6 separate regions of the Mus musculus genome follow, and all the other regions are linked to region 4. The links are chromatin loops, found by intact Hi-C in ENCODE. Cell type or tissue: gastrocnemius. All regions are shown on one strand. Links, peaks and the distances in the headings refer to the core of each region. The heading gives the core; the rest is flanking DNA. Region 1 has its middle 35 kb from the start of Slc25a26. Region 2 overlaps Magi1 (membrane associated guanylate kinase, WW and PDZ domain containing 1). Region 3 holds the start of Magi1 (membrane associated guanylate kinase, WW and PDZ domain containing 1). Region 4 overlaps Magi1 (membrane associated guanylate kinase, WW and PDZ domain containing 1). Region 5 has its middle 99 kb from the start of Slc25a26. Region 6 has its middle 80 kb from the start of Gm31661.

Evidence for each region. Peaks named below come from ENCODE experiments on the same cell type or tissue, not always from the same donor. Only the 100,000 strongest peaks of a DNase experiment are listed, where the experiment ranks them.
Region 1: it touches region 4 in a loop (13-fold over the local background); 21 of 42 quality-filtered maps call a loop at or near these places.
Region 2: a loop joins it to region 4, with 2.2 times the contacts of the local background. A loop is called at or near these places in 14 of 42 quality-filtered maps.
Region 3: a loop joins it to region 4, with 6 times the contacts of the local background. A loop is called at or near these places in 15 of 42 quality-filtered maps.
Region 5: a loop joins it to region 4, with 8 times the contacts of the local background. A loop is called at or near these places in 17 of 42 quality-filtered maps.
Region 6: a loop joins it to region 4, with 8 times the contacts of the local background. A loop is called at or near these places in 10 of 42 quality-filtered maps.

What each region holds. Positions count from the first base shown.
Region 1 is chr6:94,462,825-94,467,904 of GRCm38, forward strand. No RefSeq gene overlaps it. Among named protein-coding and RNA genes, the nearest start is that of Slc25a26, 35 kb to the right of the region's middle. In gastrocnemius, for the core only: CTCF peaks have their summits at 2,007 (motif pointing left) and 3,875 (motif pointing right); DNase peaks (open chromatin) are centred at 1,860 and 3,892; H3K4me3 peaks cover 217 bases.
Region 2 is chr6:94,137,821-94,142,900 of GRCm38, forward strand. All of the region lies in intron 1 of Magi1 (membrane associated guanylate kinase, WW and PDZ domain containing 1), which reads right to left. All of the region lies in intron 1 of 4930511A08Rik (RIKEN cDNA 4930511A08 gene), which reads right to left. Among named protein-coding and RNA genes, the nearest start is that of Gm52867, 87 kb to the right of the region's middle. In gastrocnemius, for the core only: a CTCF peak has its summit at 2,199 (motif pointing left); a DNase peak (open chromatin) is centred at 2,370.
Region 3 is chr6:94,280,645-94,285,724 of GRCm38, forward strand. It overlaps Magi1 (membrane associated guanylate kinase, WW and PDZ domain containing 1), which reads right to left and starts at 3,273. Exons shown (of 24, transcript NM_001029850.4): 1 at 2,366-3,273. The coding sequence starts at 2,678. Gm31661 (a long non-coding RNA gene) reads left to right here and starts at 3,277. Exons shown (of 5, transcript XR_377886.4): 1 at 3,277-4,285. In gastrocnemius, for the core only: a CTCF peak has its summit at 1,830; DNase peaks (open chromatin) are centred at 1,138, 1,851, 2,341, 2,498 and 3 more places; H3K4me3 peaks cover 3,935 bases; H3K27ac peaks cover 3,912 bases.
Region 4 is chr6:94,078,188-94,083,267 of GRCm38, forward strand. The region is part of intron 1 of Magi1 (membrane associated guanylate kinase, WW and PDZ domain containing 1); the gene reads right to left. Among named protein-coding and RNA genes, the nearest start is that of Gm52867, 150 kb to the right of the region's middle. In gastrocnemius, for the core only: no CTCF peak of the experiment used is centred there; DNase peaks (open chromatin) are centred at 802 and 3,153; H3K27ac peaks cover 226 bases.
Region 5 is chr6:94,398,447-94,403,526 of GRCm38, forward strand. No RefSeq gene overlaps it. Among named protein-coding and RNA genes, the nearest start is that of Slc25a26, 99 kb to the right of the region's middle. In gastrocnemius, for the core only: a CTCF peak has its summit at 2,116 (motif pointing left); DNase peaks (open chromatin) are centred at 2,136, 2,400, 2,760, 2,924 and 1 more place; H3K4me3 peaks cover 806 bases.
Region 6 is chr6:94,361,853-94,366,932 of GRCm38, forward strand. No RefSeq gene overlaps it. Among named protein-coding and RNA genes, the nearest start is that of Gm31661, 80 kb to the left of the region's middle. In gastrocnemius, for the core only: a CTCF peak has its summit at 2,305; no DNase peak of the experiment used is centred there.

The DNA.
Region 1 (5,080 bases), core at 444-4,443, 380 kb after region 4:
GCTCACCCTCAAAATACAGATAACATCCAGCAAATGAGGTCAATTGAGAAGACTAACACCATCATCTTCACAGGCACTGACAGCTCACAGGACGGGGTGGGAGAGGAATTTTACGTGTGTTTTATTTTTATTTGTTTAGTAGATATTAGCTCTTTCATACATTGCTCTGATAAAAGCAACCCAAGCGAGGGCTTATTTGGTTTCCTGGCTTGAAGTTAGTACAGAATGGCAGGGAAGCACGGTGGTGGGCGCACAAGGCAGTTGGTCACATTGCTCCCAGAGTCGGAAAGCAGAGGAAGGAAAAGTAGATGCTCAGTTGACTGTCCCTTTCACTCAGCCCCAATGGGGACCCTGGCCGATGAACTAGCGCCACCGTATTTAGGGTAAATGGTCCCACCTCAACTAACCTAAGGTAGAAAATCCCTCAAAGACATGGTCAGAGGATGCTCCCTTCAGCAATGCTCAATCCTGTCAAATTGACAATCCATAGTAATCGTCACAGCATAGTAGACCAAGCTGAGCACATTCCAACACAAAGCTGGGTCCAATCTTAAAAACAACAACAACAACAACAACAACAACAACAACAAAACAAAACTTATACATTGCACGAAAAATGAAAATCTTTACCACTGTGCTGAGACAGCAATCTTAATCTAGATAGACACTCCTATGATCACATCCACAAGGCTTGCAGAATCAATCCACTGTTAATGGGCAGTAAGTAAATTGTCCCTAATTTGGTTTGAGATGATACTTAGATCTCAGGAATATCTGAGTAATGATGCCAAAACACTGGAAAGTGGGAGCTGAACAAAAATTCTTCAAGTTGTCAGCATCAGGCAGAGATAAACATCGGATGGACACTGGCAGCCTAATTTTAAATCTCCATGCCACAAGTGTGACCCAAAGCATGCCCTACTTGCCAGGCAGAGTCTTGATAAAGCTCCACAGTGGGCCGCCAATGAGAAGGAAGAAGTCTATGACTTCTAACTGCCAGCCAATGGGCTTCATACAATGCCTTTTATGTTTGTTGGGTGTTAGTTCCCAGGGGTCACTGCCTTTTCTCTTCCCGGGAGAGCTAAGCTAATCTGACTATAGAGTGGAAGGGGTGGCTTGGCTTTGTGGAAATCGGGGAAGTTCCCACTAGTCCCTCTAATGATGCGGACGTCCACTTGACTATAACCACTGTTGGATATTTTGACACAGAAGCTTAGGGTTATCATCCTCTGCAGCCCTCAATCTGAGACAGAAGTAAGGGAGCTTGCAGAACCTCTTGATTCCCCTGTCACCAAGCTGTACCTTCAGTTTTCCTGTCTGTTTCTGGGACTCTCAAGCTGTACGTGGGAGACTTCCTTTTCTGAAGGAGCAGGCAGCTGAACCCTCTGGGATCTACCTGGGGCTTCTCTTTCCTGCCTCTTTGCTGCCTTGGAGCTGGACAACATTGCAATACATCTACCTACCCATTTAACTACACCTTTTAGCCAGTGACCTAGTAATGGCTTGCAAGTTTAATGCACCCTAAAACATTTGCAATTGTGTGTGTATGTGTGTTACCCTCTCACTGCTCCTCAAAAGACCCTGGCCAGCGTGCAGGGGTGCCATTCTTAAGGCGACTGCTTGCACCTCCTCCACAGTATCAGAGAGTACAGTCCTGCTGTTGCTAGGAAACGCACTACAATCCCTAGACCCCGTCATGTGTGCTTTGCAGAAAAGAGCCCAGCTGGACCCTTGAGTGTGCAGAGACTATTCCAGGTACTTTGCTGCCAAACTGTTGTTCTCTGTGATCTGTATGGGGCTTCTGGCAGCCTTGAGGATGCCTGCTGCGGCGGCTTGCGGTGAATCGGGGATTAGCTGGAGATCTGTTGCATTCCTCTCCTTCCTCCCAAAGAAGAAGGATCTCAGCTTCCTCAAAAAGCTGGATTCCCTCCCACCCCGTTCCTTTAAATAAGTGCTTTTGTGCCTGTCCAGGCCCTTGGGATGTGCATGCGTGCTCAGTGTCTCCACCTGCTGGTACTTAGTTAAGCTTTGCTGTGTAATGTTAGAATACGAAAAATAAAAAATTGGGATATAGCTAAAAGAGCAGTTGAGGATTTGGCAGGAAGAAATAACAGTGGTTTGGTGACAAAAGGAGATGCTCATGAATAAAATAACAGTTGTCTTACCTGTAAGGCAAATCATTTATTCCTTATCCATATAGTGGTAAAGGCTTATTACTATGCAATATTTGTAGGAATTTAGTCATGTGCACAGAAAAATGTAAACATTGAGAAGGAGGCAGGCATGAAGGTGCACATCTGTAATCCCAGTGTGTGAAGGCAGGGCTTCAAGATCTTCTACTGTAGAGCAGGCTCTACTATGCCAGCCTGGGCTAAGTGAGACCTTGTCTCAAAAAACAAGGCAAACATACAAAGTTCTCAGTATAGTGCCCTGCTCAGAGAGCTGTATTTCTGCAGCTTAGATCTGGCACTACTCACAGCTACATTAATAGTCTGTCTAGCTGAGAATTAGTGTGCACACCTTTGATCCCAGCACGGGGGAAACAGAAGCAGGAAGATCTCTGAGTCTAAGGCCAGCCTTGTCTACAGAGTGAGTTCCAGGGCACCAAACAGTAAGGCTTGTCTCAAAAACCAAAACCAAACATATTGAAAATTAGTGTCTTTCACTGAGTAGTCAATCAGTTCTCTAGAAGTAAGAGGCAGTTGTCTGGAGAACCTTAAAATCATTCAGCTTGTGTGTGGTAGGAATGTGTCTCCCTGGGGCTGGGCAGACAGCTCAGTGGTTAAGGCTAAGAGGGAGTGCTGCTCTTCTTAGTTTGTTTCTCAGTATCCACACACAGCTGCCTGTAAACCCAGCTCCAGGGGATCCAGTGCTCTCTCCTAGAATCCACGGGTACCTGAACACATATGTACACGCACCCACACTCAGACGAACACATATACATGTAATTTAAAATAAAATAATTTAAAAAAAAAAGAATTTGCCTCATGTTGTTTTACCTTTTCAAGGGGGTGGGGGGCAGTGGCAGTTTGGCCAGGTGAGTCCCGCAGTTCCTGTATACTTGACTGAATGGCTTTTGCCAGGCCCAGGGTCAGATTCCCAGGAGCTCACCTGTGGGTGCTGTTGCGTGGATCGCTAGCTGAATGGAAGGAGAACTCAGGGTGGTGGGAACTGCAAGCTGTCTCCATACGAAAGTGTCAGAATCTATTTATTATAAAGTTCATCTTCTGTGAGGAGACTTAGCAAGGGCCTTCAGGTATGAGGGCGTGTGCCTAGATAAGATGTGGGGGGGGGGCCAAATATATAATTGGTTATCTTGTATATATACAACAGATGATGAAATGATAACCTAAAGTTTTAAAACTTAGCTATAAAGAATAATTAACTACCAGTAAATAAGAAATTAAATTTATCTTGTAGACGAGCTGCAATAACTTTAAAAATCAATAGAAAATCATTAGAAATTCTGTTGTACCCAGTATAATAAACTCTTTACTTTAACTATTGTCTCATATGGGAGCGATTGCTATTTCTTTTTTCTTTTTCTGTAGACATAAGTGACACCTAGAGGATGGAGAGTTCAAGAACATGTCAGTTATTTTTCACAAAGCATTATTTCCTATCCATTAACATTTTGAGGTGGCAAACACAAATATACACATATTGTCATCAAAAGATATTTGCATATTTTGTGAATTCACTGATTTTAAGAAACAAGACTCAGTTAAAAGTATGGCTTATGAATAGTTATACCTATATATGTTTACTAAGAATGCACCTTAACTTTGTTTAGATTTAAATTTTTATTTGTATTTTATGTGTATGGGTGTTTTGCCTTCATGTACATCTCTGCATTGCATGTGTGCAGTACCAGACGAGGCCAGAAGAGGGCGTTGGGTCCTCTGAGACTAGAGTCAGCCACCATTTGTGCTGGGAATCATTTTGGAAGATCAGCTCTTAGCTGCTGTGTGGGGAGCTGTTTTGTGCTTCTCTGAAGCAGAGAGAGAGAGAGGGAGAGAGAGAGAGAAAGAGAGAGAGAGAAAGAGAGAGAGAGAGAGATAGAGAGAGAGAGAGGAGAAGGAGGAGGAGGAGAGGGAGGGGGAGGAGGAGAGGGAGGGGGAGGGGAAGGAGGGCCTGTTGGCAGATTTCCTGGCCTCTGTGGCATGGAATGATAAGATAAGAGGAGGTGAACCTGGGGCTCAAGGCTGGGGCTGAAGAGTCTATTGACCTTGGTGGAAAGAACAGAGCGTTTTGGGATGGGAAGGAATGTCTTGTGTACATTTTAGCAAATTGTTTCTGTTAGCTTGTGGCTTTGTTTCTCATGATACTGTAAAGTATCTAAAGCCTAAGAAAATTAAACTCGAGGCTGCCGCAGTAGTGACTAGACAGCCCTCCTGATTTCTAACCTCTGTCTCGGAGTCTTCTTTTCCATCTTTCCTATAATCCTCCTCACTCCCCAGTCAGGGGACTGTTTGACTTAGTACCTGCCAGGCCCGTGCATGGTTGAGCGAAGTGTATTTAAGAGTATGTTCCCAGAGAAATACTTTTTTAATGGCTCTGCTCTCCTCTGCTTCCGTTTCTCTCCGTTTACTGAGGAGCAATACAAAGTTTCGTTGTTGTTGCTGCTGTTGTTATTGTTGTTGGTGCGCTACAGCTTTACAGCTGCCATTAAGTCCAGCTCCAGAGAATCTGACGTCTGACTTCCCTTAGAATGATCTTTTCCCCAGGATCTTATCCATTTGCCCAAACTTGTGTATGTAAGATTTATGTGAGAAGAAGAACCCCACAAAGTAGAAACTTGCGTTCATGTCAGTTGTGGTTTCTTCCCACGGAGGAAAGGAAGACAACGATAATCTAAGGTATGTGTGTGCCCAAAATGTGTTTACATTTGTACATTGTTCTTGGAATTTTTTATTCATAGTCAAAATGAATAAAGTTGAAAATTGTATGAAGATAAAGATACAAGAGCAAAGACGGAGTCAAGCTTAGATTTAGATGTCAATCCCACCACCCTGCACCCCCCCCCCCCCCGGGGTACTACAACATTCTTTTTTTTTTTTTAATTAGATTTTTTTCTTTT
Region 2 (5,080 bases), core at 331-4,330, 59 kb after region 4:
TGTGTGTGTGTGTGTGTGTGTGTGTGTGTGCGCGCGCGCGCGTGCGCAGGAGGTACACCTGCCTCAGAGCACATGTGGAGGTCTGATACAACTTGCTGGAGTTGCCTCTCTTCTTCCACTACACAGGTTCTGGGGAATCAAACTCAGGTCATCAGACTCAGCAGCAAGCTTTCTTTACAAGAGGGCTGGAGGCACAGGTGAGACTGAAGGGATCAGGACTGCTTAGCACCATGGCTATGTAAGGTCTTCCTGCAAATCCCAGTAAAGACTCTGCAGATGCTGCCTAAGACACATTACTAAGCATCACAGGTCTCCAGATTGCCCAGCTTCCCTTTCCCCACCCACCCCCCCATGTCGTCACTATCCTACTTAGATCACTACGAAACATGTCTGGCTACTATGAGGACAGTGGGTTGTCTACTTAGTCTACCCTATACGTGCAGGGATTCTCTTTTCTGTTTGTCTATCTGCCACACTTCTGCAATCAAGAGATCAGTATAAACCTATCAGCATCCTGCCCCTACTAACAGTTGTGTAACATGGGGACATGTTACTGAACCCCAGTTTTGCTCTTATTCGTCCCCCAAGATCTCACATGTTGAAGGTTCAGTCCCCAGCCAAGCATGTTCCAGGGTGGGGTCTTTGAGGAGACAAGAGAGGTATGACCTTATTAATGGAGGGATCGGCTGATAGTTTCCTAACTTGACACGTTATTGGGAAGTGGTGGAAACTGGAGGTGTAGGAGCAGGCTGTGGTGCTGTACCACATCTTCTCTGCCTCCTCAGGCCCCTCCCCTTTGCAACCTACAACCAGATGCCAGGTAGCTTGCACTAGGCACTCAACCTCTATTCCTAATCACAGACACAAAGCAACTAGGACAAGCAACCATGCTCCTCAATTGGTGCAGCCATGGCCCAAAAGAAATCCCCTAGCTTTTAAAATGTTCTACCCCAAATGTTCTGCCACGGCAACAGGAAGACAACACATTAAGCTTCCTAACTGGCAAACTGAAAATAACAGTGCATGGCGGGCTTGTCATGAAGATAAAGTCTGATGGCTATGTGGGCACAGTGGCTGCCACTCAGCAGACCCCAAGAGGTCTTCACTGTGCCTTTCAGTCAATGCTTTGCCTGGTAAAGAATGGGCTCAGCCCTAGCTTCACACACAGGTGAGGACAATGTTTCCTGAAGTAGAAACACACTTCTTAAGGTGGAACTGCTGAAGATGGGACAGAAGCTGGAGCTTGAATCCACACGAAGCATCAGGCCCCAAACTGCATGGTCTCCAACTCCCCCTCTCCACATCTATTCCTCTCAGCCTTAAACACACAGTAGCCAGTTCCCTGCTCCATTCTGTCTCCATAAAGTTTTTTTTGCATTTCCTGTCCCCAGTCTACACATACCAGAGACTACAAATTGGGAACACAGAGCTCATAGACAGATGCAAGCTAGATAAGATCAAGAATTAGAACCAGGGATGGGAGAAAGCTGTCAGTAAAGCACTTGATGCAAGCATGAGAACCTGAGTTGGGTCGGGTCCCCAGAACCTCAGTAAAAGCTGGGTTGGTGATACACTGGGGATGCAGAGACTGGAGGATACCTGGAGCCTAGTGGCTAGCCAGGGTAGCCAACTCTGCGAGCTTCAGGTCAAGCCTGTAGAATGATACCCAAGCCTTTTCTCTGGTCCCCATATGTATGTGCACACATGTACACCTACATGCATCCACACACAACATATACAAATATGCACACAAGAGAGAAACACACGTCAGAACCCATTTGGCAGCACCTTCTAAAGTCTAACAAACACCTATTCTAAGACCTACGTTTCTTACACACACACACACACACACACGGGGGGGGGGGGAGAATATGTTCTAAAAAAAATACTAGGAAAAAACAAGGCATCTTTAATGAAAAGACCTCTGAGTTATAAAGTACCCAGCTACCTAAAAAACAGAAAAATAAACACATATAACATGGTCACAAAGTAGAATATTACACAGTCAGTAAAAAGAGCTACTGATACGCTCAAAATGAAGGTGTCCTCTAAACATAAAAAAGTCAACCTAACATAAAAAAGTACATATTATAGTTATTTCTTATTGAAAAATCATAAGCAGGCAAGACACATGTAGAGTGATAACAGTAAAAGTCAGGCCAGTGCTAAGGCCAGGCAACTCTGAAAACACAGCTCCCTCTGGTGGTAGTTACAGAGAAGACACTGGTTAAAATATCAAGCTGTATTTATTTATTAAAGTACTTTATGTGCTTTAAGTATTTTTTGAATTCAATTTTTAAAAGAACAAAGACATTAAAAACATCAAACTGGGATAGCAGCCAAGATGGCAAGCCTTGCTGCTGTCCACAAGCAAAGTGCTGACTTGCTTTCTGGCTGAGCCCGAGCTAACCTTGTGTCTAGGGATGGGAAGTTTGGATCAGGTGCATCTGCTGTGGTAGGCCCCACAACAAACCCTGAGGCTGGCAGAAGTCTGCAGTTAACTCTCAGAGTCGCTCATTCATTCCACACACACTGTCCTGGGCTGACTTCAGCATTAATCACCGCTGAGTTGTATTCTCTGGCACATCTGGTGGTTCTTGGTTGAGACATTATGCTTCCACTTTACCAGAACCAAAATGCATCCCTCCAAATGCTTACACTCTGCTCACCAAGGTTTCAGATTAACAGGAAGGGGTTAGGGACCGTGCACGGAATTATTATAAGGCACGCTACAATCTCAGTGGCCCACACTCAGTGGGCGGGAGAGGGATGTGTACACTGGAGAGCCCCGGCGGTCTGAACCCTCACAGTGCCAGGCATGAGTGGTCCACGCTCACAATCCCAGCATTCAGGGGCTAACTGAAGCAGGAGGACCTTATGGGCTGCATGATGAGTTTCACACACACCTAGGCTAGGCTGCACAAGGAGATCTTGCATCTGCAAATGAAACAAGGGCTAAGAAGATTTCCTGGGCAAAGGAAGCACTGACAGGAAATTCCCAGAAGCTCTTGGGCCAGCAAGCCAAGCCTACACAGCAGTGAACAAAATAGACTGTGTATCAAACAAGACAGAAGTCAAAGACGACACAGGAAGTTGCCCTGGGACCCTCACATGAGTATCATACAAACATAGGCCTGCACTCATTCCTCTCTCGCCACATGGTTGTGCATGTGTGTAAAAGACTGAAGAAGGGAGGAGGAGGAGGGAGGGATAAAGAAGGGAGAGGAAGGGAATAAGGAGAGGGGGAGGGGGAGGGGGAGGGGGGGGGACACAAAACCAAGCACTGTTCTCATTTACTGTGGTGGTTTGAATAGGTTTAGCCACCACAGACTCAAGTGTTTGAATGCTTATCCCACAGGGAGTGATACTATTAGGAGGTGTGTCCTTGTTGAAATAGTTGTGGCCTGATTGGAGGAAGTGTGGGCTTTATGGGATTGGGGATGGGCTTTGCCAGTCTTCTCCTGACTGATATAAAATTCTTGGCTCCTTCTCCAGCACCCTGTCTGCCTGGATGCTGCCCTGCTTCCTGCCATGATGATAATGGACTGAACCTCTGCGCCTGTAACCCAGCCCCAATTAAATGTTGTCCTTCATAAGAGTTGCCTTGGTCATGGTGTCTCCTTATGGCAATGAAAACCTAACTAAGTCACTTACTCTGTAGGGAGGGGCTCAGCCCCCTGGTGAAGGCATCCATCTCCTCTGGGATTCTCTGGAGGACTAGGCTTTCTCCTCCAACTCTAATACTCTAAGATGCTTAAAAATGAGTTACAGATTAGTAACTAGTATGACAACAATGAGAGAGAAAATGAAATTGCTAAGAGACTGACTCATTCGACTTGGTCACTGGTTTGCCTTTGCCTACCAATCTGCAGGGGGAAGAAAGGCAGAGGAAACAAACGTGGGTGTTTGGAGCTTTAAGAAAACAAACACTTGGGCTTAGGCTATAGATCAACAGTAGAACATTTGGCTAACACACAGCAGGCCACAGTTCCATTAGCAGCAGGAGTATGGGAGAGTGTGTGTGCACATGCATGCACATATGCACATACATGACTATGCACACTTCCATAGGGTATTTTTTCTACGTCCACCCAGGGTCCAACTCCCCAGAGATATCCCCATGGGAATCCAGCTGCAGAGCAGGTTCCCACTGGAGAGGATTCTCAGCCCACTCACCTACTGTAAGATGTGGAGAGCATACAGAAATCCTCCCACTGAAACAGCTCTGAATCCTCAACTGACGATAAGACGCACAAGGTTTTCAATCACATGCAAAACAAAGGGCTGGGCCATAGCGTCCAGCACCACCTCTGTCAGAGGCTTCAGGCCTCAAGCCAAAAGTTTGATATAAATAAGAAGGCAGGACCATTCTTTATATATCAAATCAAGAAATAATGAATTTTCTCCCATCATCCAGTGTTTATTATACTCTAAGATGAGAAGAGAAATGAAAGATAAGACACACAAGAAACTGGGCAGGTAGGACTCCCACCAGGACCTGAGTTCCTAACACTATAGCCTACCCATCAAAGCTGTTGACCTGTTTACAAACCAACCAAAGCCTGGTCCTGTCCACAGCTCGAAGGAGGCTGCCAGGAGTGATTTACAGACAGCTGTTTTGTCTATGAAACTGACGGGGTAGGGGAGCAGCTAGAGATGGGAAGAGGTTTTAGCATGGGGCAGTTCTCCTGGGCTATAATTATTCAGGCTGGCTGGCTGCTTTCTTTGCCCCAGTTGGAGTTCTGTCTCCAAGGTGCTGGGATCAGTCATCATGAGCCTTGCTGAGCAATGGCTGCTATTGCTATGCCAGCAATCTACCTTAAAAAAAACTATACTGATAAACAAGAGAATCCCCATCAGGCAGGCTGCAGCCTAATTGGGATGAGTCATCTCACAGAGCACCCAGGACTTGTGCTGAAATGCTCCTCAAAAATTTCTCAACTTGTTGATGTAAAACCATAAATAAAGAGGCAAGCAAAGATCACCGGTCTCAGGATACCAGGGGAAACCTTGAGAAGCAATCATTGCTGTGGCACTTCCTTGAGAACAGAAAAAGCGGGCCCACTGGCATCTACAGTAA
Region 3 (5,080 bases), core at 351-4,350, 200 kb after region 4:
TCCATGAGATACTATTTGCTATAGAAACCTGCCATGCAACACAAAGAGTACAATCTTCTACCACAAGAAGACTGTGACATCTCCACGCAGATATGTACCCAGAGTGACTATGTCCCTGTGAGAGCTAACTCAAAATGGAAACACCATAAAAAATATATTTTTCCCAAATACTAGCTCAGTCTACTCGATACAATAAGACACAGTAACAAAAAAAGGTGGAGACAAATATGTCCTATAATTTAAATCATTTTGCAACAGGAAAGTGAGAGGATTGTTGAAATGGTTCCTAGGGTCATCTTCACAGTAACTGTGCCCATGTCATTATCACATGTGACAGTCTTTATAATGTGGTGGATTCCACAGCACTCATAGCCTATTGCAAGGCTGTTCAGAAGCACAAGCCCACTCTCTCCCTTTGTGAGCATTTCTGTTGGCAAAAGACAGCCCTGATCATAGGACACCTGAAGGCACTATAATAACTGTCAAATCCACAGGCATCTCCCACCACCACCACTAAAGTGCACACAGAGGGGTGAGAGAGAGGAAGGGAGAGTGGAGAGGGAGAAGGGGTACTAGCTAGCTCCAGGGTCTCTGCAAAATAGTGGAAGAGCTCAGCTTCTGGAAGCTTCTTGCCCATGGTCAACAAGTCTTAGGACCCATTTACCACCACCCAGACATCCTGCCATCCTGCCGGATGAGAAATCTTTCTGCAAAATGAGCCTGAACTCAAACCCAATGCTGCCCCCCTCCCCCAATAAATAAATGCCTGTCACAGTGTTATCTCAACAGCTCTACCAAGTCATAAACACCCGGGGAACTGGCATTAAATTCCTAGCTAAAAACTGAATTGCTAACTGCTTAAATCCAACTCCAATACAACTCGCTTTTCCTGAGCACTTACTGTGAACCAGCACACTTCCTCGGTTATGATTTTACCAGAAACTCCTAAGGACAGATTCATCAAGCAAGGCCAAGTAGCAGGATATGGACATTCCACTGTTAGGTGTCAGCCTCTGCGCTCCCAACAGGATAGAAAGGCCTGGCTACTAGGCTCCCCGCACACAGTACTGCGCTCATCCTCCGGTCATCTGGAAGCGGCCTGCTGCTGAGAGCGCTGGCTCTCCCCGCTTTCCTTTGACACGTTTCCTTCAGCTGCTGCCATCCTGACAGGAACATATGGCAACTTTTCACCACATTCAACTCTGCCACCTCCTCTGGTGCTTTCATCTGGGAGAACCTGCGTCACAGCACTTGGGTGCAGGAGGGATGCCTCTAAGGACTGCAGCTATGCTCCGGTGGCTAGCTACAGGATCAGACCATTGCTCAGACCAAACTGCGAGGGAGTACTCTCCCACGGCCATCCTTACCCTACAGAAAGCCATCCTTATCCTACAGACTTCTAGGGGAGGATTTGCTTCCCCACCCCCACCCCAAAACTCAGGTCCCGAAAGTCGTCCCCTCAAGCCCTCCTCCTCCTTGCTCAAGGTTTAACAAAAAAAGACCCATACACTTTTGGTAGTTGTGTGACCTTGGGCAAGTCATTTACCTAAGGTCAGACCCGGCTTACTTATTGTAATATAGGACTTACAAAAACCGAGTCGTTCTTATAGCATTGATGTGAATCAGAATGAGATAATGCAATTAAACCACTTTACAGACAGCCTCTCACATAACACGCTAACAATGAATTGTAACTCTCAACAACCATCATCAATAAGGACGACGGTGCAAGAGGAGGAGGTGGCTGGGTAAACTTGGACTAGATTCGCGCCAAGCGCTAATCACCCCTTCCCCCACCGTAGGTCTCCACAAGGAGGAGACACAGACGTCACCCCGCTGTGGGGTGATTGCGGGCTCTGCAGGAGGCTGGATTAAGGACTCCAGTGGGTTATAACCCAGCCCCACCTGGAGGGGTTGCAGGATGAAGGCAAATTCTGTGATGGAAGAATTCCAATCAACCATAAATAGACCCTCTCCTTCCACGACCCACTCTCCAGTTCAGGGAAACAGGCAGTGGCAAGCCACCAGCTCCGTGAGCTCATCCATCCCGTAAGGGGCTGGGGGAAGCGTCCACCTTAGCCTCCCTCAGTTCCCCATCTGCCTTAAGGTGAAGGCGAGGCTGCGCAGCACTAGGTGGCTACGACCTAGAAGTTGGCAAACCAGACCTGGGAAGCATCTCCCCGCTTCCCGGCGCAACCCCGGCCCCAGCCCGCCACGCAGGTGGGCGCACAGCCCACAACCTCACAACTTTGAGTGCATCTGGTCCGGGCCTCAACTTTGGCTCACAGCACTCGGAGCAAACGGCGCCCCCTCAGGCCTCCCCTCTTTTTCGGGGTGCGCCCCCCAAAGGCACGCCCCGTCTTACCTTGTCTGACGGCTTTGAAGGTGACGGCCTCCTTGCAGCTGTCGATGACTCCCAGCACGTCATAGCGGGGCAAGCCGGACACCCGGACCCCCTGCACCTCCAGCAGCAGCTCACCTTCGGCCAGCTTCGGCCCCTCGCCACCGCCGGGAAGCCCCGCCGCCTCGGCCGCCGCCACCGCCCCCACGTACGGAAACTCCCCATGCTCCGCGCCCCCCAGGACCGTCACCCCCAGCTCGCCCTGGGGTCCCCGCTTCACGGTGCACTCGTGAACGCGGCCAGTCCAGTGGTTCTTCTTCTGGATCACTTTCGACATGATGAGTTACAGCCCCTCCTCGAAAACAAAATTCAAATTAAAGAAAAAAAGAAAAAGAAAAGAAAACTGCTAAAACGAGAGACAGGTGCCCCCACAGCACGAGCCCCCGGAGCGGCGGGCTCACGGGAGAAGCATCTCTCGGAGCGCGGGAGCGAGCTACTCGAGCCTCCTCGCCCGACTCTCTCGCGCTCTCAAGCCATCATAAAACAAACTTTCCGGGCTCCGTGAAGAGCCCTGCACGGGCGCCCGCGAGCTTTGTTTGCATTCCGGTGCCTCCGGGTCCGCGTTCCGGCGCCGACCGCGCTCCCGGGACCAGAGTCCACTCCGGCGCCGCCCGGGCCCGCTCTCCGCTCCGCGGCTCTCTCCACACACGCCGCGCCTGCTCCGCGCCGGCCGGCCGCTCCTCAGCGCGAGGGAAGCCCTTTCCAAGCTAGTTGCCGGGAGCCCTGGAGACGCGACGGCGCGGGGCGGGGGTGAGGGGACGCGAGGGAAGTGGCCGCGGCCCCTTTAAGCAGATACAAAGGCTCGGCTTGTTTTGTTACAGTTCATTCTACTCCGCGCGGCGGAGCGCAGCGGCCGGCTGGAGAGGAGACGCGCGCGCATGCGCCCGGCGGCCGCCCGCGGGCAGGCCCGCCCCACCCCTCCTCCTGGAAGGGAGAGATTCCAACGCGCCTCCCGCGGGGTCCTAGGGCCGACCCTTCATTGACGCCAACTTGCTCCTCTCCCTGCACCCCTAGAATTCCTCCTCTTGCAGTGTGGTCGGCTCAGCCAGAGCCTTTTGGGGGAACACGTGTGCTTGCCCGACTCCAGCTCTCGAACTTTTGGAACACAGAGAATTTGGCTTTGGTGTTTGCAAATCGTTTCAAACAGGTGGGGGCTGGGAGACCAATTCAGCGCGGGGCTCACACTCTTGCTGCCTACCCGGGTCCCTCCTCGTCCTCCGCTAGTGCCTGGCCACGCCATCGCTCACGCGCCTTCCGCCACATTTCCGCGCCTGCTCCCCGCCCAGGGGTTCAAGTCCACATGCGGAGCCTGGCTCTTGTCTCTGTGACCCTGAGGACCCGAATCAACAAGACCCACACACCCTCTGCATCCCTGTCCGCGCCCACCAAACGCACCTACACATACGCTCCCATCGTTAAACTTTGGGGCCAACTTTTTAGGACAAGGAAAAAACTGCCAGCGAGCGAGAAAAGCCAAAGCTAGCGTGGCCTTTTTACCTAAGACTTCTCGCTGGCCTCTCATTGTCCTTCCAGCAAAGGGGGCGGCGGTGGCCAGCCCCCTTTGGCTTCTAGGAGAGCCGAGAAACCTAAGCACTGCTTTGGGGAGTAAAGATCACCGCAGGGTGCGGGTCCTGCACAAGCGTGGGCGAGCCGGCCACCTCGGAATTCGCCGCCCAGAGGCGGGGTCCAGTAATCGGGGCACTGGTGAGGCCGGGACAGAAAGAACAGCCCCCACCGCCAAGAAGCCAGTGCAGTGGTGGCCCTAGCGGTTTTGTTTATTTTTCAGTGGTTTCCAATGAGTTCCTCTTTGGTCACGGACTTGAGAATCTACTAGATAAAAGGAGCTGAGTTGGAGCCACTCAGAGAGATGAGGATGTCACTGAGGTGGGTCGAGAGGATAGGTCTGAAGTTCAGATTCCGCAGGCATCTTAAGTACAACATTAAGTGAAGACCTTCCACTTGCCAAGGCTGGAGGAATACAATCACTCCCACCCCCACCCCCACCCCCTCCTCCACCCCCACCCCCACCCCACCCCACCTCACACACAGAGTTGTTAGAAATAATACATAGGCACTGGAAACTTGCAAAGTAAATAATTTATGGTGGCATATAAAATTTCACAGTCTGATAACTGGGGGGGGGGGGGGTGTCAGAGTCCTTAGTGGTTGGGGTTGTAATCCCCTCTCTAGAACATAAGCATACATTTAAGCTCTTCAAGCCCTGTTTCTAGAGAGCTATTCTAAGTTAATAAGAATGAGGGCCTGGCGTTTTACATCTGTAATCCTGGTACTTGTGAGGCTGAGGCATGGGGACCAAGAATTCAAGGCAAAGTCTAGGAGAGGATGGCCTGGGCTCCCTAAGACTGGCTACACACAAAAAACCGTCTTGCTCCTGATTATTTGAAAAGGTGAAAGGAATTTCATGTCTCTGGTGTTTTGTTGTTGTTTTTTTTTTTTTTGGTTTTGTTTTTGGGGGATTGGTTGGTTGTGTTTTCCCCCAAGTGGTGATAGTGGTGTTGGGGGAGGGGGGCTGCTTTTTGGTTTTGTTGGTTTTGGTTTTACTGAGGTCAAATGAGCAGTCCCTTCAAACCTAACTGCCAAACCCTAACAGAGATCTAGCCATCAGCATCTCTAGGATGTTTTAATTTGCTTTTTGTTGCTATAATAAAACACTAACCA
Region 4 (5,080 bases), core at 659-4,658:
CGGATGGCTGAGACCATGCATCAGGAAAGGCAGAAAGGAGGGCAAGGGGCTTACCCAACGGTGCCAACGGATACAGCAGAAAACAAGTCCCCCCCCTATTCTTGCTTACATTAATCAGCATTTAGTTATAATATTATTCAAGTGCCCAGAGGAAGGTTGGAGGCAGAAACCTCATAACAAAACAGTCAGCAGGGTGGTGGTGGCGCACGCCTTTAATCCTAGCACTTGGGAGGCAGAGGCTGGCAGATTTCTGAGTTCGAGGCCAGCCTGGTCTACAGAGTGAGTTCCAGGACAGCCAGGGATACACAGAGAAACCCTGTCTCAAATAAACAAACAAACAAAATTTAAAAAGAAAAAAAAAAAAAAAACAGTCAAAGGACTCAAATCCTATCTAAAGCAAGTCAAAGGAGAGACCTGAGGCTCCTGTGCAGGTCAACTCACAAAGAGCCTTAGCTGCCACATTCAGAATCAGTGTTACAAACCGTCAATGGCTGAGCAGCAGTTTCCTCTTTGAAGGCAAATTGATCCTAATATTTTTAAAAAGTACATTAGTGTGACCCAAAGAATTTGAATTAGCCCAGTGCATATTTGAAGAGCATGCATGAACTTGTTTGCAAAACCGTAGGAAAACTAAGGAAGTTATGAACACCGGCGTGACAGACTTCTGGGGAAACACAACACACCCCAGAAAGGGAACTCAGAACAGGCAATGCAATGACTGCAGCAAATCACTGTGGGGAGCCACTGAGGTGTTACTAATAAATGCGGGCGGGGGTTCCTTAGAAGCAACAAGGGTGAACTGAAAGCAGCTGCATCCCTGAAGACCCTCCTCAACCTCCCATGCAACTCTGGAGCCCTCTGCACAGCTCGCAGGCAGCTCGGCCTTCCAAGAATCTCCTCTCTGCAGCTCTGTTCTCATCAGTCTCCTGCCTCGCCACTGTTCACTCCTGTCTACACTGCTGGGGAGGGACCGCGAGATCTTCCAAGTTTCTGTTCCTCCACAGAGGTGACCTTTTGTTTACCTCCCGAGTCTCCTGGAGGAAACTGCTTGTGAGATGCAGTGATAAGAAAAGAACTGAGCTCATGCAGAGGGGAAGGAGGTCTTGAGTGCTGCTGCTTTTCCATTCTCAGAGAACAGTGAGTAGGGATGCTTTTTAGTGCAGACTCCACACAATTCATTTTTTAAATGTTTGGAAGGACAGAATAGCACCCATACAGGTCATCTACAGAACAGACCCTGACACCCCCCCCCACCCCCTCCAGACAAGCCTCCTCTCAGTCACTGAGGGCTTCTCTAGGCCTGGCCTGGAGAGGAAGCATCTGAGGGCTTTAGCATCACAGCTGCCTTAGTCTGCTTCCCAGAAGCAGGGCCAGTAAAGAATCATTACCCAATTTTATATGGTGATTGCTGTTTCTCAAAGCCCAAAGACGCAATGAAATTTACTGAGCTTTAGGTTCTTAGGAGCTCCATCATGGTGAGGGGCTTCAAGCCAGTATTACCATGTGATAAGATCCATGGAAGGACTTGCTAAAGGTTTTCCTCAATTCTGTCTTTAATCTGCATCACCCTGCCCCCTGGCAACCACATATGTAGTTTGGGTCTTTGCTGGGGTCACAAGTACTGGGGGGTAGAGGTGACTAAGCTACTGGGCTGGAGAGTTCCATGCAAAAATGTTAAATTTGTTCTGTACAGAGCTGCTGGCAAGCAGGGGGTCTTGGCTGCAGTCTCCTGGGCTTTGATGGACATGATGCATTTCCATGACTGCTCATCACAGAGCCCAAGTCTAGAATCCCTGCCTATTAAGAAGAAAATATTTTCCCAGTATATGCTGCAAAATTTTTAATTAAGAAGTATGGCAATTGCCCAAAGATGTCCACGTCTGGATCCCAGGAGCTCCTGAATGAGGCACACAGCAAACAGAACAATGATTGCTAATTGAGATGACCTTACAGTAGTTCGTGGACGGGCCCTAGCTAACAGGGAGATGTGATAGCCATGGTTTTGAAAAGAAGAAAGCAGCCCCAAAGAAAAGTTAAGGAAATGGAGTTTCCCACAGGAGACACCAGAAGGGAGTGGGGCCTCCTCCACAGCTGGATGCTTAGCCTGCTGGAATCACTGCTCAGCATTAGTCCCCAGACACTGCTTCATTTTAAGGAACTAACTTTAACTTGGTGGACTTCGTTAAAACTACAAAGAAGAACCTAATAGAAAAATAACCATTGAGGGGTTGAGGAGAGGGCTTGGTCTGCAAAGCGCTTCCACACAACCTGGTTTTGGATCTCTAGAAACTACATCTTGCACCGTAATCCCAGTTTCAGGCCCAGAAACAGGATTTCCTGGGGCTTGCTTGCCATTCTCAGGCAAGGAATGGATGAGTTCCAAATGCAGTGATGGGTGGCTGGAGGGCTGGGGGGCTGGGGGGCTGGGGGGCTGGGGGACTGGCCTTTACGTTTTGAGAGTTTCTATTTGGAAAACAGTCTTGAAGTTCTTCAGAAAGCTACACGTGAAGTTACCAGTTGACCTCATAACCCTACTCCAAGGTGCTTTACGACAGAAATGGAAGCATGTGCCCACATAGAACCTCGCAGATGAACATTCCCAAGTAACATTAATTATAAAGAAGCTTTAAAAGCAGAAACAACCCAAAGGTCTACTAGTCGGTAAGCTGTAAAGTATTACAGAGATAGAGTCACACAGCAGAGTATTTTTAGCAAGAAAGGACTTGAGCCCTAATATGTGATCATGGGGGGGAGAAACTACAAAGTCCAGGTATTATATAGCTCCCATTATGTGAAATATCTACAAAAGTCTATAGAAGCAGAAAGTACATTTTCTTGAATATCTCCGGCCCCAAGGCACTGGAGAAAGGGACAGAGAAGGGAGGGGTATGAGTCTACTTTGAGAGGAGATTAAAATACTCCCAAAATAAGAATGAGAAGGCTGCATGATGCAAGATGGTTGCATAACTCTGTAATTCCATTAAAAACACTAAACTGTACCAAATGTTACATGAATGAATGTTGCACCACATATCAATTATTTCTAAATAAACCACTTAAAATGTGATTTAACTCCAACAGAGCCATGAATTTATATAATTTTCAGCAGTTTATCCAAGAAATGAGGAGAAACACAGCACGCCACAAGAGGGCGCTATCTTCAAAGCTACAGAAGGGATGCTAAACTATGTGGGTAATTTCCTTACCAATCTAACTCCATATTCATCTCCTCCTTCCTTTTTGAGGGAAGCAGCATTTATTGGCTCGTTTCATCCAAGCCAGGAACATGACCAAAGTTGATAGCAGGTTGACAAATCAAGGATTAAACACAAATAAAACATAAATGTTTAAACTGAATGTCAGGGACAGAGAAAATACAGACAAAATACAGACAGCACGCCAGTGTGCTTCTTCCTGAACCTCCAGTCACACAACAGACCGCAGCAAGGTACTTACTCAAGATGGAATTCATCAGGATAACATCAATCAGTACAAGAAATGGAACGTGTTATAAATACTCGGGGACTGCTTTCCTGCTCTATTTCCTGCCCCTGGAAAAGTTCCTGCTGCAACTAGCCCCCAATAAAGACTTAGCAGGGGGACAGAATGAATGAATGAATGAATGAATGAATGAAATCAGTATTTCTTTCTATTTCTATTGTGCCTTGTAAACCAGATCAAAAATATCCCTCTCTGCACCCACACCGAAATGAATTGTTTTACCAAGTATCTCTCAGAAATACATTAGGCAGTATTAAACGTAATTCCTTTGGTCAAGAAATCCTCTAGCAGCTGGGCATGGTGGCACACACCCCTTTAATCCCAGCACTCGGGAGGCAGAGGCAGGCAGATTTCTGAGTTCAAGGCCAGCCTGGTCTACAAAGTGAGTTCCAGGACAGTCAACGCTACACAGAGAAACCCTGTCTCGAAAAGAAAGAAAGAAAGAAAGAGAGAGAGAGAGAGAGAGAGAGAGAGATCCTCTAGTACTGACAGACACACCTTTCAGTGATTCATCTTTAAAGTTTTCCTACGTAAAAATATTTCAGTCAATGCCCTTCCTAACACTGAGAAGCACACAGCAATTCATTAGTGGAAATTAGATGGTTCTCCTTTCAACTCATATTTTAAGTGAGCTGACATCCGAATGCCTGTGGTAACACCACCACTTTTCCATCCCCTAAGTCATTCAGGGACAGAGAAGATCATAGAGGCAACCACAGACAGATGGATGCACTCAGGGTACAAGGAACAGGTGGAGATAAAGCTATCGTAGTGAAGACACTGTGGCCACCTTTAAGCCTCTCAAACCTCGACCAAAAGAGCATTTGCACAGCAACACACCCTAAAAGAAACCAGACACACTGAAGAATAAATCCAACTTGAAAAGTCTTCCTCTACCATTTTTTTTAGAGAACAGTCTACTGTCAAAACAAAGATGTTATGTTTAGCCAGTTCTAGGCAGCTCTGAAACTTTAAATAGAAAACCAAAAACACACTGAGCTTGAACGACAGGAGAACCAACTCTCACACACCATCATTCATTTATGTACTCAAAACCATGTCATGGAGCTAAGGGCTATATTAGGTGCTGGAGAGACGACAGCAAACAGGACATACTCTCTGTCCTCTGAGACTGCACAGCCCAGCGGACCAGTGGGACAAAGAAGTGGGCAATTATAAAAGCTGAGTGGAATGCTAAGAGCAAGCCTATGGTACTCTGGGAACACTAAGCCGAATACCTAATCAGGGTTTAGAAGTTAATAAAACAACTGCCAATCATGTAGTTACACACACAGATAAGGACTTTGCCATTGAAAGTGGGTGGGGAAGGTACCCTAGACAAAAATCCCCCACGCAAAAGCCAAGAAGCTAAGCAAACCCAGAAAGAGGGAACCCAGCACGACTGAGGTCACGGGTGGAGACGGTCAAGGTTAAAGTCAAAACAACCACTGAACTAATAAGCAAGGCTCACCCACTCTTGATCCCCGGGGATCATACAGGTCTACAAGAGGCCATTTTCTTTCTCTTCCACATTTTCAGATCCTTCTAAATTCCCTCAAGATCAAATAAGAAACCCTAA
Region 5 (5,080 bases), core at 419-4,418, 320 kb after region 4:
CTTCTTTTGGGTACTTATTTGGTCATAACAACAGAAAAAGTAACTAATAGAGATGTGGACTAATGAGAACTAATAAAAAGTAGACACTTGGCTGGGAGAATGCTCAGTGGATAGAGGGGCTTGCTGTCAAGCCTGACGACCTGGGTTCAAGCCCCAGAACCCATGTGATGGAGAGAAAGAGAGCTGACTTCTGCAAGTTGTCCTCTGACCTTCATAAAATTAAAAAAAAACAAAAACAAAAATAAAAAACAAAAACAAAACTGAAGTGGAGACCTAATTGGAGCATGTATGATTTTTTTCTTTTGCAGGTAGAGACAGACAGGTCTCTGGAGCTTACTGGCCAGCTAGTCTCACCCCAGGTCCCACCCTCAGAAACAGGGTGGGTCAATCCTGAAGAACAAGATCTAAGGTTGACCTCTGGCTTCCACCCTCAAGCACATATACATGTACTTGCACACTCATAGTCATGCACACACATACATGCACATGCAGACACATACACCCCCACTTTACATACACACAGGTACCTTCACACATACATTGATCCACATGTGCAGGACTTTGGGATCCTTGAAGTTACAGCCCTCATAAACAAGATTTGTGAACTCTCAGAGAAGTGCACGGTTTGGGCTTTCCTTCAGCCCCGTGAAGACACAGAATTTCTTCCTGTTGCTCTTTACTGCCGCGGCAGTGTGTGGAGAGAACGTGCTGTGTAAGAAGCAGGCCCTCCATTATCCTGAGTGAGGTAACCCAATCACAAAAGAACTCACATGATATGTACTCACTGATAAGTGGATATTAGCCCAGAAACTTAGAATACCCAAGATATAAGTTACAATTTGCAAAACACATGAAACTCAAGAAGAACGAAGACCAAAGTGTGGACACTTTGCCCCTTCTTAGAATTGGGAACAAAACACACATGGAAGGAGTTACAGAGACAAAGTTTGGAGCTGAGACAAAAGGATGGACCACCTAAAGACTGCCATATCCAGGGATCCATCCCATAATCAGCCTCCAAACGCTGACACCATTGCATACACTAGCAAGATTTTGCTGAAAGGACCCTGATATAGCTGTCTCTTGTGAGACTACGCTGGGGCCTAGCAAACCCAGAAGTGGATGCTCACAGTCAGCTATTGGATGGATCACAGGGCCCCCAGTGGAGGAGCTAGAGAAAGTACCCAAGGAGCTAAAGGGATCTGTAACCCTATAGGTGGAACATTATGAACTAACCAGTACCCGGGAGCTCTTGACTCTAGCTGCATATATATCAAAAGATGGCCTAGTCGGCCATCACTGGAAAGAGAGGCCCATTGGACTTGCAAACTTTATATGCCCCAGTACAGGGGAACACCAGGGCCAAAAAGTGGGAGTGGGCGGGTAGGGGAGTGGGTGGGTAGGGTATGGGGGACTTTTGGGATAGCAATGGAAATGTAAATGAGTAACATACCTAAAAAAAAAAAAGCAGGCCCTCACAGCACCCCAAGTCTACTGGCCCTATCTTCTCTTGTTTCCCAGCTTCCAGAGCTGTAATACTTCCTGTTGTTTATAAATTGCCTAGCCTGTGGCATCTTGTTATGGCAGCGTAATTAACTAAAGCACTCACAGAGTCCTGATGAAGAGCAAAGCGTCTAAGCCTCCTGACACCACAGAGCGAGCTTAGTTCATCTTCTATTCCCTAATCCCCAGTAAAGCCCCTCACATCTAGATTTCACTAAGACCTCATTTTCTATGTTTTTGTGGTGCTAGTTAGTATAGCCAGAGCATTTTCTGTAGCATTATTAAGATTATCGAACTGGAACCCAGAGAAAATAAACAAGCATTTACAGATCTTAATTAACCAAAACCATATTAGATCAACACATAACGTACATACACTATATAACATTAAGTGCATACAATGTATACATTCAAAGCATAATACACTATGAATTGAAGAAAAATAAACAGCTCATTGACCCCCTACACCCACAGTGCAGAGCAATCAAACATTCATTTCTGAGAGAGAACAAGGGGGCTTAGAAGAGACTCCTAGTCATAAATGGATTGGGTGGTCCCAGGTCGGGAGCCTGTGACCTTGGCACAGCTTGGAATGCACCCACTAACCTCTCGCTCCCTCTGCTGGCCTTGGTCAGCACATGCACTGTGTTATGAACAGTGGACCTGGCTACTGTAAACCGGGTCTATGGAAATTTCTGGTGCTGGACAGTGGACCGGGCAGCTGCCTTTTCTGCAACAGTTATATGAAAGCCTGCAGCAACACAGGCGGTTTGATTGATTGTATTTATTCAGGTCAAAAGGAACTCTCAACCCTGATTGCTCCGGTCGTCCTCTTCTGTCCCCGGGAAGGGAGTTGTGCTACCTTGCCCACACCCAATGATCTTCCTTCTCTCCCTCGGGCTCCCTGCTATCTCACTGGTTGCACCTCTCAACTGTGTTTTATTGCCTCTCTGCACAGCCCCGGCCCCTAGCTGGTGCCATTTGTGAATCAGTCACCATGCAACCCTGTCTTTAGTTGCAGAGCGGAGCTCTTGTTAGCCGCTCTAATTAGGCAAGCCTCTTATGTCTCCATTTGTGCTTAATTCAAAGCCGTAAAAAAGCTTTCCAAAATAGGTGTGTGCTCAAGTTGACAGTTGTGATAAAAACAATGCCTCCAAAAAAGAGAGAGCAAGACACACTTGCCATCCTCCTTTCCATAATTTATAGTGATTTGGCGGCCCCTCCCCCACCAGGAGATAAGTGTCTCTTTGGGAACGATTCTCTTTTTAATAGCGCCATCTGAGGCAGCAAACGTTTCTTTTGCAGCTATTTGAGCCTTCTAGCCTGCAAAACAGTGACTGAGGAGTGAGTTAGGACTGAGCGAGGCTGTCTGCATCCCATAAATAAACAATGAGGGCCGGGCCATTTCATTACAGAGCTTAAATACACAGGACAGATGGTCCGCAGCAGTGCTACACGTGCATAACCCATTTAAGGGAGGACATGATGGGGTCAGAAGCGTTAATGTGCTCTCCGTGCCGTTCATCTACTCAAGTTACGAGTTACGAGTTATACTTAACACAGCATCAAAGCTACAGGTCAGGCAAATGACTGCAGTCAGTGACGCTGGGAAGACAAGGGAATTGTTGAATGGCAAGAGGATAAATCCTAAATTGGCTTGGGGATTTAGAGCTTGATCTCAATCTAATAGATGCTATTAGCCATTCATCCTTCTCATGGAATTGTAATGATAAGAAAAAAAATCAATTCGAATTCACTTACATACACACATGCAAAGGTAATTCATCATTTAGCCCACTCCTCTGGGAAGTCCAGAGCTTCGGATGTAGATAGTTTTAGGTGTTCTGGTCAGAGCCTGGGTTCTGGCCAACCTCACAATCTAGGCTCAGCCACCTGTCCTCCCGTGCTAATTATGGTAATTAAAGAGACAAGTCACGGTCAAGAGCTATGAAAGGAGATTTGCTCAGTGTGGATAAAGAGATGCTGTGGATCCTTGTTCCCTGGATGATCTTCCTTCAGGTTTCTGACTTAAGGTTTAGATTTAAACAGAGAGCAAAGGGCCTGCATAACTAGGCAGCCCTGATCAAGGTGTGACCCCGCCCATTATTGACCCATCATTTCATCAGCTCTAATCAGTCCTGTGAGCTGGTCTGACAAAGTTGCGAGAGCTGCATAAAATTTCTTTCAGAGAAGCTCAGCCTCCCGGTAGGCCCTGCCCCACCCCCCAGCATGAGACCTAATTTCTTGGGGTTAGCTGTCTGCGAAAGAGCAGCATTCACATTTCTCTTTAGAAATTTCTAAAACCATTGGGAAACACAGATGTTTACATTATGATTCATAACAGGGGCAAAATTATAGTTAGGAAGTAGCAACAAAAATAATGTTAAGGTCAGGGGGTCCCCACAACATGAAGAACTGTATGAAATGTTCCAGCATTAGGAAAGTTGAGAACGGCTGCCAGGAAAGACTCACTAAGGAGAAATTCCTCCTGGCCAAGAGACTAAATCTCTGGCCTGCTTTGAGACTTGATGTTCCAGCTAGGTGGATCAACTATCTGATGTAGGCCTTACTCCTCTGAAAATAGGAATTGCTCCTAGGAAAGTGGGTTTACCTTAAACCATGCTAAATAGGCAGGCAGAATAATCGTCCCTTTCATGAGATGCCATACTTTTCTTTCCCAGAATGTTTTACAGAATGCAGCCATGCTGCTCTGAGTCTGCCCACTGAGGTACTCAGAAAACTAGTGACTTTTCTGTCTCAATTCTAAGCTGTTTTCCCCTAACACTTTGTGTGGGGCTCCTGACATTTTCTCTAATGCTTCCTTTTCCAATATATGGCTCCTGCTATCGTCTGTCTGATCTCCATCCTTGACTTAAAAAAAATAGAGAAAGAGAAAAGAAAAGGAAGAGGAAGAGGAAGAGGAAGAGGAGGAAGAGGAAGAGGAAGAGGAAGAGGAAGAGGAAGAGGAAGAAGAAGAAGAAGAAGAAGAAGAAGAAGAAGAAGAAGAAGAAGAAGAAGCAGCAGAAGCAGAAGAAGAAGCAGAGGAAGAAGGAGAGTGCTAGGCTTGACATGATGATGAACTAGCTATGGCATCTCAATGGAGGAAATGATAACAGAATGGCTTTTGAAAGAGTGTTAGAAATGTGTTCTTTTAAGCTTGATTGCTCATTTGTTCTGGGTGTGTGCATGCCACACTACACATGTGGAGGTTAGAGGACAGTTTGTAGGAGTTGATTCTCTTCTTCTTTCCCAAGGTCCTTGGGACTGAACTGAGGCCTTAACCCTCTGAGCCATCTTGCTAGGCCTAGCAAAAGTGTTGCTATGTTCATGCAGAACTCAGAAATCTGGACTTGAATCACAGAGGCCCCAGGGCTGAGCTAACAGCGTCCCAGCATCCTGGAAAGGAGCTGAAGCAGCACACGCTTGTTCAAGGTCCAGTTTCCTTTTTAAAGCATAGATGCCTTGTCACCTATCCTAAATTTAACTCTTTTTAAAACATAAAACTGTGGGTTGATTAAAACTAACTGTCTCAAAGTGAGTAATTCAGTGGCAGCTGGTTTATTCACTGTGTTGTAGT
Region 6 (5,080 bases), core at 410-4,409, 280 kb after region 4:
TACCCCAACCCAGATCAACATGGAACATAATTCCAATATGCCTGGTTCTTCTCCCTGGGGAAAACAATAGCCCTTTAAAAAATATTTGCACATGTGCGTGCCCATGTGTATGTGTGTGGTACAAATATGTGAATGTATAAATGTGCACATTTGTGTACACACATGTGGAGGTGAGAGCAGAATATGGGGGTCTTCCTTTAATTCTCTACCCTATTGGCTTGAGACAGAGTCTCTCACTGAACTGGAAGGTCACCATTTCAGCTATGCTGGCTGCTCAGCGAGCTCTCAAGATCTGCCTGTCTCTGCCCATCAGTGCTGGGGTTGTAGGCATGTGCAACCATGTCACCTACATGTTGGCTTCTGTAATCCTATTCCTGAGGAGGTGAAGACAGTAAAAGCCCTTGGGCACACTAACAAGTCAGTCTAGCCTAACTGCTGAGCTCCATGTTCAGTGGGAGACCCTATCTCAAAAGATAAAGTGGCAAGCAATTGAGGAAGACACGAAACGTCAGCCTCTGGTCTCCACACACATATGCAAACATACACAGTCCCTTTTGCACACATGCATAGACCCACTTGAACATGACAATACACCATATACACATACACAAAGGGGAAGATGGTCAGTTATTCTGCATAACATTCCTCAATGTTGGCTAGTGTGCTGTTTCCTCAAGATGAAATTCAGGAATTTTGTGCGTTTTGGCAGTGATGCCCCAGTGATGTCCCACCTCTGCTCACTCACCAGGTGACCCTCCAGGTGACTCTTCTCTCCCAGCATTTGTTCATTTCTTGATCCCTTTAATCCCTTTATTCCTTTTTTAATCCCTTTATTCCTTTTTTAATCCCTTTATTCCTTTTTTTTTTTGACTTCCTTAATTTTCTAGACACACAGACTGTTCATCTTGTGCTCATCTTGTGCTCTCCCTGGCCCAGCCCCAGAATCAATCATATCTGTAAGAAGCCATTGTCCTTTTCACTGGGAAATGTCCTTGACACCAAGGTCTAGGCTCTTTGTGTGCACAGTGTGGTATGATGTCATGGCTTGCATTGTTTCCAAGTTCTTTCTCTGACCAGAAAAAAAAACTAGAAAATATATGTGTATTTTCTAACAAGCACATATACAATAAACTTATACTTCCATAACTATTATTTGTCTCTGTTTATCATCTCTCTGTGGTGACTATATCTATCTATCATCTGATAATTCCAGTTTCAGTTAACAGAGGGTTTCTGTAAGCTGTCATCCTTTTCTTATTTTTAATTAAAGATTTATTTATTTATTATATGTAAGTACATTGTAGCTGTCCTCAGATACTCCAGAAGAGGGCATCAGATTTCGTTACTGATGGTTGTGAGCCACCATGTGGTTGCTGGGATTTGAACTCGGGACCTTCGGAAGAGCAGTTGGCGCTCTTAACCACTGAGCCATCTCACCAGCCCCTTTTTCTTATTTTTCATTCTCTTTTTTGACCAGCAAAAATATAATCTCATGTATATATAGATGATATTTACATATAGACACATAGAGAAATCTATGTAGGAGAGCGTGTCCTCAGCATGTGCAAAGCCTTTGCCTTGATCTCTCACGCCAGCATAAAACAATAGTAATGTATTCACTAACTTGTTCTGCCTTTTAATGGATATAGGTTATCCCTCTGTGCAATTTTTTATTCCTGCAATACATGGAAAAGACTGCCACTGTCCAGTTTCCCACAGGTTACTTTGCCTCAGCCTCTTCCCATCTGCAGGGATGGGTGTGTCACTTGGAATACAAGGCCCTCTGCTAGTCTGCGTTCTGTCTGGTTTCCCATTACATCCTGATTGAGTTCATGTGAGTATCACCTTTGAATATAGAACATCGACACAGCGCTACAATTTAGAATTCTTGCTCAGGTGTCATCTCTCATCCACTCTTCTCATGGTTCTTTGTTGTTTCCACTCATTCCTTTTTTTTTTTTTTTTTTTTTGAGACAGAGTCTTCAGTTACTTTTCTACTACTGAGATAAAAACATCATGACCAGGACAACTTATAAAAGAGCTTATTTGGGCTGACAATTCTAGAGGATTAAAGTCCATCCTGGCATGGAACCCTGGCGGCAGGCATTGCGGCAGGAACACTTGGGAGTTCACATCTTGAAGGGCAAGCAGGAGGCAGAAACAGTTAAGAAAAAAAAAATAGCATATGCCTTTAAATTCTCAAAGCCCGCCCACAGTCGCGCTCTTCTTCCAGCAAAGCGCTCTTCTTCCAGCAAAGCACATAACTCCTAAACCTTCCAAACAGCACCACCAACTGGAGATCAAGCATTCAAATGCCCAAGACTATGACAGAGGGACACATCATCAGAAGTAACACAGGTCCTCAATGTGTAGCCCTGGCTGACCTGAAACTTCCTATGTAGAATAGGCTGGCCTTGAACTCACAGAGATCCACCTGCATCTGCTTCCCAAGGGCTCCAAGGGGTTAAAGACATGTGTCACCATGCGTAGATCCACTCATTTGTTTATGTGTGTGTGAAAGCACAATTGGAGACTGGAGGACAACTATGCCATCCTCAGGAACACCACCTTGTTGCAGTAAACCTCCCACCCCAATAAGCCCGTGTGAAGGCACAACTCAGTTACAATATTTATAAGCTGCATGCCTCGATTGGGCAGATCCACCACTACACTACTCTATTTTCCAGCTATGAGATCCCTTGCTACTTGTGGCTTCTCTGGGCCATGTGGTTCTGCTCCGTCTTCCTTCTACCTAGTCTTCCGCCATATTTTTCCTCTCTTGTTCCCTACTCTTCCCCCACTCTCTTAATCCTCCAGCTCTACCTTTCCCTTCCACTGTCCAATCACAGGCTCTAGCCTTTATTTGACCAGTTAAAATGGGGAGAAGGTTCACATGAAATCACCTGAATATGTGATTTACTGCCTGTCTGGGCAACTGCTCTTGAGGAAGCAGAACTAACAACAGAATACAAACAGCACCAGGGCAACCCACACCACCACCTCTCGGTGGCCTGAAGCTCACCAATTAGACTGGACTGGCTGGTCAGTGAACCCTAGACATCTTCCTGCCTTCACCTCCACAGGGCTGGGATTACAAACCATCATGCCTGGCAGTTTACGTGGGCTGTGGGATCTAACTCAGGTCCTTACGCTTCTACAGTACATTAGTTACTTTTCTGTTGCTGTGAGAAAACATCATGACCTAAGAATCCATTGAAAGAAGGGCTTATTTTTACCTAACTATTCCAGAGGAATAAGAGTCCATCATAGCAGGGAAGCAGGTAGTCACGGTGGCTGTAGCACCACCTGAGAGCTCACATCCGGAACCACAAACAGGAAAACAGGGAGAGTGCATCTGAAATGAAGAGAGTCCTCATTTTCTTACTTCCTCCAGCAAGGCCTCAGCCTCCTAAGCCTCCCCAGACAGCCACCAAGTGGAGAGACTGAACTTGGTGGTAGGTAGTAGCATGCCTGTTTGATGAAAGGAGTCTGGTGCATGAATGTAGAGATGCCCTAAAGGGGGCTAAAGGTTTTAAACACACACTATGTTTTGTGAGAGTGACATGTAAGGAACTAGAGTGTCAAGAGCCTGTCACAGAGGCTGTGTGGCCACCACTGAATGCAGCAAAATCTGTGGCTAAGACTGAGGTGCCACTAAAGAGTGGGAACTTGTTTGCATAAGAAGAGATGCAGTAGAGATGTTGGTGTAGCTGTTCTTTACCGTTTGCAGGGGAGGTGGGGACAAGTATCTTTCCTAAAAGAACCTTCCCTACATCCAAAAACTCTGAGTCCACGAGAGTCAGGTAGTAAAGAAAGGATATGACATAAGTAATAGTATTTTTTTTAAAAATCTTCTGATTAAAAAAAAAGTGATGTTTGTCCTTTTAGGTCTGGGTTACCTCACTCAGGATGATATTTTCTAGTTCCATTAATTTGCCTGCAAAATTCATGATGTCCTCATTCTTAATAGCTGAGTAGTATTCCACTGTGTAAATGAGCCACATTTTCTGTACCCATTCTTCAGTTGAGGGATACCTGGGTTGTTTCCAGCTTCTAGCTATTACAAATAAGGCTGCTATGAACATAGTGAAACATGTGTCCTTGTGGTATGGTGGGGTATCTTTTGACTATATGCCCAAGAGTGGTATAGCTGAGTCTTCAGGTAGAACTATTTCCAATTTTCTGAGGAACGGCCAGATTGATTTCCAGAGTGATTGTACCAGTTTGCAATCCCACCAGCAATGGAGGAGAGTTCCTCTTTCTCCACATCCTCACCAGCATGTGCTGTCACTTAAGTTTTTGATCTTAGCCATTCTGACTGGTGTGAGGTGGAATCTCGGTTGCCTTGGTTTGCATTTCCCTGATGACTAGGACTTTGAATGTTTCTTTAATTGCTTCTCAGCCACTCAAGATTCTTCTGTTGTGAATTCTGTTTAGCTCTGTACCTCATTTTTAAATTGGGTTATTTGCTTGCTTTTTAGAGGTTAACTTCATGACAAACATCATGACCAAGAGCAAGTTGGGGAGGAAAGGGTTTATTCAGCTTACACGTCCACACTGCTGTTCATCACCAAAGGAAGTCAGGACTGGAACTCAAGCAGCTCAGAAAGCAGGAGCTGATGCAGAAGCCATGGAGGGATGTTCCTTACTGGCTTGCTTCCCCTGGCTTGCTCAGCCTGCTCTTTTATAGAACCCAAGACTACCAGGCCAGGAATGGCCTTTCCCCCTTGATCACTAATTGAGAAAATGCCTTACAGTTGGATCTCATGGAGGCATTTCCTCAAGGGAGGCTCCTTTCTCTGTGATAGCTCCAGCTTGTGTGGAGTTGACACAAAACCAGCCAGTACACCTTACAAAAGCTTTTCAGTTTAATGAGGTCCTATTTATCAAATGTTGATCTTAGAGAACCTGAGCCCTTGGAGTTCTGTTGAGGAAATTTCTCCCTGTGCCAATGAGTTTGAGTTATTTCCCACTTTCTCTTCTATTAGATTTAGTGTATCTGATTTTATATTGAGATCTTTGATCCACTTGGACTTGAGCTTTGTTCAAGATGATAAATATGGTTCTATTTTCTTTCTTC